Linked DNA regions of Mus musculus: region 2 is linked to region 1. A link is a contact called in ENCODE Hi-C or POLR2A ChIA-PET data. All regions are on one chromosome and are shown on one strand. Each heading gives the region's core, a stretch centred on a gene start or an enhancer-like site at or near the end of the contact. The rest is flanking DNA. Distances are from core to core; before and after follow the strand shown. Region 1 holds the start of Zbtb38 (zinc finger and BTB domain containing 38). Region 2 has its middle 30 kb from the start of C430002N11Rik.

What was found. Hi-C counts contacts between places; a loop is a spot of excess contacts on that map. ChIA-PET counts read pairs that join two places held with the same protein, here RNA polymerase II (POLR2A).
Region 2: a map of CH12.LX shows a loop between it and region 1 (4-fold over the local background). The contact joins the enhancer-like site here to the promoter of Zbtb38 in region 1. A Hi-C loop is called at or near these places in 1 of 37 maps with a recorded cell type or tissue (CH12.LX). POLR2A ChIA-PET finds 5 or more read pairs at or near these places in 3 of 5 experiments (Patski and embryonic stem cell).

What each region holds. Positions count from the first base shown.
Region 1 is chr9:96,717,482-96,722,204 of GRCm38, forward strand. Zbtb38 (zinc finger and BTB domain containing 38) reads right to left here and starts at 2,369. Exons shown (of 3, transcript NM_001359959.1): 1 at 2,305-2,369; 2 at 729-828.
Region 2 is chr9:96,793,698-96,798,420 of GRCm38, forward strand. No RefSeq gene overlaps it. Among named protein-coding and RNA genes, the nearest start is that of C430002N11Rik, 30 kb to the left of the region's middle. Within about 2 kb of position 2,059, at least 1 of the 3 ENCODE cell types and tissues checked has a DNase peak (open chromatin) inside an H3K27ac peak, as active enhancers do.

The sequences.
Region 1 (4,723 bases), core at 1,119-3,618:
CTTCAGACACACAAGAAGAGGCCATCGGATTCCATTACAGATGTGGTTGCTGGGAATTGAACTCAGGACCTCTGGAACAGTCAGTGCTCTTAACCGCTGAGCCATCTCTCCAGCCCCCAGAGGAGTAAATTATTAACACACTGCCTGACACATAAAGACACACAATCGTTTGACAAATGGTAGCTGTTTCTGTCACTGCCTAGGACTTCGGAACCACATATAAGTTAGAGCTTAGTGTGCTGGCCTGTCAGGACATCTGCGTGAGAAACACAAATGTCTCTTCATGCTTGCATACTCTACCGCTAGCAGGGGGCTCACTCTACAGCAAGTGGAGAAGCTGGCAGCATGTCTGCCCTGGCCTCAACCCGCCACGGGTAACAACAACAACTCAGTTAAACACTCCGGCCTTCCATCTTGTTTTCGGATCCTTACGACTTGAGGAAGCCACAGATCTATCAAGACACACACACAAAAGTTCTCATCACATCTACCAGTAGAGCTAACATGAGCTGAGCCTGTTGCCTTGAAGTTTCGTTTGCTAGTTCTCCCTCTGCACAGAGGCCTGGCACACCGTGTGTTCTTAATAACAGACTGCTTGAGAGTCGTGGAAATTTCGTAGTACACAAACCTGGCAGGTCGAACTCATGATTCAGTAACCTTGAGGATTCTTTTAGAAACTGCCATTTCTTATTTCATGCTGACTAAGGAAAGACATAGACCTCAGTTACCTCAGAACACGCCAGCCTTGACGGAGTTAGCTTCTGTGCTTTGGCAGAAATCACTCGGAAATCCTTGGTTCTGAGCCCGCCATGTCTTCCATATCAAGATCTAAGAGAAGATGAAAGTGCAGGGATTCAGGACTAGTGTCTAGGATTCAGGACTAGTGTCTAGGACTCAGGACTAGTGTCTAGGATTCAGGACTAGTGTCTAGGATTCAGGACTAGTGTCTAGGATTCAGGACGAGTGTCTAGGATTCAGGATTTCAGCCACAAAAGTCATTGCCGTTAGTATATGTGAGGTGCCTTTAGGACATCGGGAACTCCACCAAGTGCTCTCAGCGGATGGGTAAATCTCCGTAACACCCCTCAGCTGTAGGGAACAGTTCCCCATTTTACAGCTGCAAACAGTGCCGTGAACCTGTTTCTGGAGGTCACCCTGGGTGAGTGTCGGGATTCAAACCCAGGTTAACATCAGCACAAACCCAGTCTGATTTGGGTGCAAAATCCCCACCACAGAACGCTAAATTGGAGTCTTAAAGGCTTTTTTGACAGTGACCCATTTTATTACAAATGATGTTATATAAGCCAAAGGCTTCATTAAACTATGCTTATCTGTACTGTGTGCAACGGTTACTTTTTCTAGTCTTTTCGCACTATATATTCTAATCTTTTCAAAATTTTCAGCAATGACCCATCAAAGGAATTCTAATGCGTGTTTGGTCCTGGAAAAACACTGGTAGAAGGCCTATCATCCTAGCAGTCAGTCAACCGCTGCAAGTGGCAAGTTCGAAACCAGCTTGGGCTAACCTATTAACCATTCTAGGCTCCTTAACCAGACCCTGTCACAAAACACAAACTCTGCTCTTTGATCTTAGCTACTGTAAGACGCTATAAGTTTCTCTGAAACCACAACAAAACGAGTCTTTCCAGCCACGCGAACCAGAGCAAGCACTTGAGCTTCCCAATTAGGTGAATGCCCTTTAACCTTTCAAATATGCATACGCAACATAAACGGTTATCATTTAGAACCGATCATTACAAGGGTTTTCCAATCAGGCCCAATATCCAGAATGGGAACCAGGCACTTACCCACCGCAAAGCAGGAGTTATAAAGTGGAAGCGCAGACAGATTAAAATCTCAGGTTATTTATCAGCTAACCTGCAAAGAGGTGTCTAAAGGCTGACTGTTGAATTGTCCCAACGGACAGACGGCTGCAGCAAGCAGGAGCAGGAGGCCAAGGCTGCAACCCCTGGAGGCAGGGCCCTGCCTTTGAACATCCGGTTCAATTCCAGGGGCTTGGTGTCGCACTAGGATCTCATCGCGAACGGGTAGGGTCAGGAAGCAGCCCGGGTTTGCGCTTCACCGGAGGGGAGGCGCGACAGTCCCGAGCCCCAGGTGCGCGTCACTCCCCGCTGCCCCCCTGCAGCCGAGCCTGGTGGGGCGGGACGCGGGCACCTGCGGACGCTGGCTGCTCCGTAGGCTCCGCTCCGCTCCGCGTCCGCTGCAGCCCGGCGCGAGCGCTGCCCACCGGCTCCCGCCTCCCCACCTCCACGCCCCGGAGTCGCGCGGACCCCGCGCACTTACGGGGCTCCGCTCCGCCGCCCGCGCGCTTCCCGCGGGGTCCATGGCGCTTCCGGACCTGCGAGTCCGGCCGCAGCGCCGCCCAGAAAATGGACGCCGGCGGCTGGGCCCGGACGCCCCGGTCTGCCCCTGGTGCAGTGCAGGCCGGACGGTCGCTCGACCTCGGGCGCCGACGCGCAGGGCTTCCGGGACGCTGCAGGCCGCGAGGCTCCCGCACCCCCCGGCGCCACTGCGGCAGAGCCAGGCTCGCACAGATGCTGCGCAGCCACCGAGCAGGCCCCGGGCACCCTATGCAGTTTTAACCCGCACCAAATTCTGAGAACAGGGTGTCACCTGTGCTTTCTCATGGCTGTCAGGGGACGCCTGGATTATTTCCCACCATGGTATAAGAACTGTTTCATGCAATGAAAAAAATAAAAGCCACCGACTGCCCGCTGACATCCTTCCCACACAGATTCGCAGTGTGGCACCTACTGCCCCACGCACACCTAAGTGCAGGTGTTTGTTTTGAACCATCCAGCATTGAGTCTTTAGTATTTTTTGTTTGTTTTTAGTTTTTGATTTTGTGTGTGTGTGTGTGTGTGTGTGTGTGTGTGTGTGTCCTTTGGAAAACGACTCGCTCCCTGGCAAAACCTTAAGGTTTTGAAAAAGGGTATTTTCCTGGAATACAGTACTTGCCATTTATGCACCCCAGTTCCTTGACCAAACATTAAGAATATGATCATTTTGGTGAGCTGAGTAGATTTTTAATACTATATGCAAAGTAAAGCCCCATAAACGATGCAGGAAGAATGGTGTCACTTAAAAAAATGCAGAGTTGTGAAGGCTGACAGGTTGGGCAACGTGCATACACATGTAACGAGCAGTTCCCGACCTTCTCGATGCCAAACACCCTTTTATTCTCTCGCTCCATAGGCCAGTGTTCACAGATTAACTCCACTAAACTGCATGTATTAAGTAATGATTCATCTTCCCCTTAAAAAAAAAGGGAGCTTGAATGTTTTTGTCTACATAACTGCCAATGAGAACTTCCACAAGACCTGATCTAACTTGTTGGCAATGGTAGATACCAGCCTTAAAAAACAAAACTGAAGAAACTCGTGGTCTAATTGCCTGTTTGTGTTTCCATTGAGGCTTTTAGAAACTCTGAAGATGATTTTAAAATTCGGGAAAACTGGTGCACAAAGACTGGGAAGTCTGTAAGCTGTATGGCTGTGGCTGATTCCCTGGGACCGGTGGGAGGTAGCGGGCAAGGTTGGTTGGCCTTCTGGATTCAGCAGGCCTGTGTTGACAGCCTAGGTTTGTTGCTATGTACGGCCACTTCTCTGACCTTCAGCTTTGGTACCTAACATGCAATATGTTTTAGTATTAATGTCTACCTCCTAGGTGATTTTTTTAAATTGAATTAAATAATACACGTGGATCATTTACAATAGCACCTAGCATTGTAAGTGCTCTCTAACTTCAGACACGTCTGAGCATTGAAGGTTAACTATTCTGAGTTAGGGCTTCTGTTGTTTATAGTGGTTTTACATTGGTGATCTGCTAGGGTCACTTGGGACCTATGACCTAAGTCTGACTCCAGGGTGTTCGGGGAAGTGTCTTGATCAGATCCTGTCAACGGTGTGTGAGTAGTGAAACTTGGCTCTGGCTTTAAGAGTCAGTGTGTGGATGGCTCCTTACCTCTAGCGGGCCATCACAAACACTTGCAATTTTTTCTCATGGGAGCCAAATATTTCTCCAGAAGCAAGCATATTTCCTCACATTGTTTTAAGAACTGAACTATCACAGCAATGGCTTGAAGCTTATGTAATAAGCCAGTCGTTCAAAAATTTCCATCCTTCCTCATAACCAGACTCTCAATCATCCTTCTGAGTGTGGGGGAACTATTTGGAAATTTCCGGAAACATCCCATCTTATCATAAGTACGCTCTTTTCTGTAAAGTTTCCTTTACAATGTTCTGAAATTACTACATGTGATGTTTTCTTTGTAATAATTCCCATTTTAATGCATTTTAAGAGGAAAAAGGAGAATCTAAGACTTTGTCTCCTTACCCTTCTATCTGCTCATCTTTACGCCATAGCTCCTAGGCCTTGCCCAGGAAGCTGTCTTTGTTTTCTGTCTCATTTTGTTTAATTCCCACAAAGTTTCTATTACACTGCATGCGCTTTCTGATTAAGGTTATGGGGCAGTTTAACACTGTTCCCTTTTCCCGTTTTTTTATAGGTCTCCAATGTAGCAACTACACAAGACTAAAACGTTGCCTTTTAAGCCCACACAAGATGTCCTCCACAAGGCAGCAAGGATCAAAGAGGAAGGGGAAGCCTGTGGAGTGTGGGAAACTAAGTGTCGGATGAGAGGGACTGTGTGACACTTACTTGCAGTTGTGCTTGTTTAATAACCTAATTGGACAAATTCATA
Region 2 (4,723 bases), core at 809-3,308, 76 kb after region 1:
AACCAGTGAGTTCACAGGCATACTTACTTACAGAGAGCCTGGGCGAGGGGTTGCTTACAGAGAGCCTGGGCGAGGGGTTGCTTACAGAGAGCCTGGGCGAGGGGTGCCGGGATGAAGCTTTTCCTCTCCAAAGGCCACAGCTGGACGGATTTTACCCCTCAGGGACGAGGGCTTCCGTGAACTTGCATAGATGGAGTCCTCTTCCCTGGTCTTGCCAGGCTTAAAGACTCTAGCCACTCCCAGAGGCCACATGCAATTAAGGCAGAAGTACATATAGCAAGTTGGGTCTTGTGACCCTCCCTAGCCTTCCATGAAAGGATGTAAGTGGTCAACAAGCCCAACTGTGATAATTCTTTTGTATGGGGGCCCAACTATACTTTACAAGACAGAAAACATATAACAACAACAACAACAACAACAACAACAACAAAATAGTCTTATTTTAAAAATTCAAATAACATTATTACTGTGAAAACAGGGATTTTTTTTTTCCTCCTCCTTTTTGCAACCCGGGATTTTAGACAGGGTTTTATGTACCCTGGACTGATGTTAAAACTAACAAGCAGATAGGGACACCTTGAAAGGCGTTTTCTTCCTGACCTCCGGAGCCCACATGCTGGGATACATCCAGTTCCTATAAATAGCTTAAACTGTGTAGATCCTAAAAGGGTCTGAGAGACCTCCACAAGGTTCAAGAAATAGAGCAACATGTCAGTACCTCTGAGTAGTCTATTCTTCATGACTGACTGCAGGATTGTGTCCTACGATACACTATCTCATAGAACACACTAATACCAGTCATTGTAGCTCCCTAAGAGTTAGGGACCTGTGTACTTGACTTAGGAGTTTAGGGGGGAAATTACTATGGGTTGTATAACCATCCACAATTCTGGACAGGGTTTATCACTTATTGGTATACAGCAATTATCCAGCATGTGCAAGGAACTGGGTTCAGGATCCCAGGACGCAGAGGTAAAATCCAAAAACATTAGTGATAATGTGTGGTGGGCCAGGCCTATAATCCCAGTATTCAGGAGGCCAGCCTTATCTACTCAGTCATATATAAATCATAAGCGAGGGGCAGGGTGGTGCATGCTTTTAATCCAAGTGCTTGGGAGACCAAGGCAGGTGAATCATTACAAGTTCAAGGCTAGCCTGGTCAGCTATGGCCAGCTCAGGATGACACAGTGAAACAGAAAAAAAGGAAAAGAAGGGAGGGAGGGAGGGAGGGAGGGAGGGAGGGAGGGAGGGAGGGAGGGAGGGAGGGAGGGAGAGAGGGAGAAAAAGAGGGAGGGAGGGAGGGAGAATTCTAATGAGGGAAACTCAGTGTTAGCTTTTTCAGTGGTGTACTTTTGGCCTCATTCTCTCTCTTCACCATCATTTAACCTTCCCATTCCCCCCCCCCCCCCCCCGTTATCTTTCAGGCCCTCTCATGTCCTGTAGCTTCCTCTTAGTCCACTCCATTCCCATTTCTGAATGCTCCCATCACAATCCTCAGATTTTTGTTTTGTTTTAAGGGGAGCAGGGGCTGGGGGGGAGCAGTGGGGAGTGGGGTAGGATGGGGTGTGATCTTTAAGGGCTGACAAGCTTTGAAGGAGACAGATTTAAAAAACAAAAATAAAAAGGCTGGGGTCCCAAATAAGTTGGAGTCTGAGGAATGACACTGAGTGGAGAGTCTTAGCAAGGAGACTAACAACCTCCAGAACCCCAGGTATTCGCTAGTATGAGCTGGATGGGCAGGGTCACAGGAAAACGTGGTCGGGAGCCACAGTACTGTTCACACTTGTTCCCACAGCCTGCAGGCACAGCAGAAGCTGCAAGAGAACTGTGACACGTGACACTCTACAGATCACGCCTGGAGGTTCAAGACTGTCTCTTCTTTCAAGAGGGAGCCTGACTGCGGATAAGGAGGAGCTGAAACCATGATCTGTTTCCCAGGGGACCAGTAGGGAAAAATGGCACCGGCCCAAGCAGCCTCAGAGCCATCCTAACAAAGCCTGGCTTTCTGTAACTCACAACCGAGCCCTGGAGGCTGACACCCCACAAGGGCCCCAGAGGACCCTCCCTACTGCAGGGCTTCTCACTCCACTTTCAACTTAAGGCTGCCCTAGGGGAAGAGGAGTTGTGGGGTAGGGGGCGAAGCTTTCTGGGAAATTCAGCCCTTTTCAAGAGGCTTCTGGGAGTTGTAGTTCATATAGGTCTTTGCATGCAAGCACGTTTCTGTGTGTGTCCCTGCGCCGCCCCCCCCCCCCCCCCCCCCGTTGAGGCTTCTATTGCTCCAGAACCCTGGGAAAGGTCATAGTTTCTAGTTCCTGGAGGCATCCGACCTGATGGAATCATAGCAGAAAATGAACTTTTGATATATGTAATATAATTCTACACTTGTCTTTTAACGGATTACTGTGCATTGCTTTGCTGTATCAGGCCTGACTCACGCTCTCACTTACATATTTTAAAATGTCCTTATATATGACTTTCAAGAAGTCTGATATGCAACATGATGGGGAAATTTCAGAAACTTTTTCAGTTAGATTTTGTTTTAATGCAAACACTTGTAATTTTTTTTTTGTATGACAAAAGTCTTTGTGTTGTCAAATCCTTTTAAATAAAAGAGATTTGGAGAAAAATTAGGAATTCTTACAGGCTGATGATTTTTAAAGATTATGCAATGTTTATGCTTATTAGTGACATCTATAGTTTGTACTGTATTGTAGATATATATTTGTATAAATAAACGTACAAATGAGGCTATACACTAAGGTTACATATAAACTAATATTCTAAAGAAATCTATGATTGTCATTATTAAAGCATAATGTCAGTATTCAGAAACTCAAAACATCTAATTTTATGATCTTTCCTTATCCTAGGCCAAGTTTTTAAAAAGGACAATTGGATAACTTAAAGGCATATGGAGTTGTTTACTTTGGACATAATATTTTATAGCAATCTATGGATTATTTCTTTTAAAAATCTAGGTGAGCTATGAAAATTTTATATAGGTACAGGGGCTTTAAAAGAAAATATTATAAGATTAATAGTTATACTAAAATATTGAATTAGCTATAGCTTTAATGTTTATATGATTTCCTATCTATATTCATTATGTGTATATGTATGTGTCTGCATGAGTTTATGTGCACTATGTGTAGGTACACCAGAGAGCAAGTATAGGGCGCCAGACATCTGGAACTGGAGTTAGGAGCGTCTCTATACTGGCCATGGTCACTCATCTTTGGCTCCAGGATAAGCTCTTTCTTGGTCCCTTTGAAGGGAGACTTGTGTTCTGCATTAACAATGCAGAATGCCTTACCAGGCTGGGGGGTCACATAAAATTGTTCTTGGTCCATGTATGTTCCCACTAAGAGCCTCATTTCTGGGCAGTAGCATGACTCAAACACTGTATTTTAAGCAGAGCTGCTCTTTATATAAAGGGAGTAAACACTAATCATATTGAAAGTCTTACTGTTATGCTGTAGACAGTGGCAATAACTAAACCACCTTGTCTTGTCACTGGCCAAACTTTCTGCAAAATTCTAACTCTAGAATCTTGTTGGCTGTGTTTTGTATTTTCCTTGTGATTTTTTTATAGCTGTTATCTGTTGATATTATATGAAGAAGGAGGAAAAGGAAACTCATCGCTTTCGATTATAAACTTAGTGCATTTAACAGACACCACAAGAGGCTGAACTTAGAACTGACCTTTAAAGGGAAAGATAAGAAAAAGCTCCCAGCCTACAGGTGCAAAAATGGCCTAGAAGCAAAGAAGTCTGCCAGGTGCACAAAGAAATGGGACTAGTGCCCAGGTAAACTTAGCCGGGTCACCTTTGGCTCTAGACCTCCCAGGTACTTAGATTTGGCTAGCAAAAAAAGAGCTTTTGACATTGGCTCCTCTACCTGCCACCCCTCCCAACACACACACAAAAACACACAAATACACACACACACACACACACACACACACACACATGTGGTCTGACCAATCTGGAAAAAAAGCAATTTCCTGGTGATGAGGTACAATCAAAGCCAAACCCCAAGACGACTTACCAGGTTGTCTCATGGTCCGGAGATAAAGGGGGGTTGTCGTCATAGCCAAATGGAATTATTTATTTCAGTCCTTCCCAAAGTTACTCTATCAGTTGCTTTTCTGTTGCTGTTATAAAACACCATGGCCAAAGCCACTTGAAGAAGAGAGAGTTTACTGTGGCTCACGGCCTCAGAGGGATTAGAGTCTCGTGTCAGAAGGAGGCATGGCGACCAGAAGCAGGCATGTGGCAGAAGCAGAGACTTGGGGGCTCATATCTGGAACCACAAGCAGGAAGCAGAGGGCAATGAACTGGAAGTGGTGGGAAAACTAACTCTCAAAGCTTACCCCTAGTGACACTCCTCCTCTATAAGACTGCACCCCTGAAACCTCCCCAAACAACTCCACCAATTGGGGACTACACGTTCAAATGCCTGAGACTACAGGAAATGTTTCTAATTCAAACCACCACAGTAACTGTGATGGGTTGTATATGCTTGGCCCAGGGAGTGGCACTATTTGAAGGTGTGGCTTTGTTGGAGTAGGTGTGTGACTGTGGGCATGGGCTTTAAGACCTTACTCCTACCTGCCTGGAAGCCAGTGTTCTGCTAGCAGCCTTCAGATGAAAATGTAGAACTCTCAGCTCCTTCTGCACCATGCCTGCCCAGATGCTGCCATGTTCCCACCTTGATGAACCTC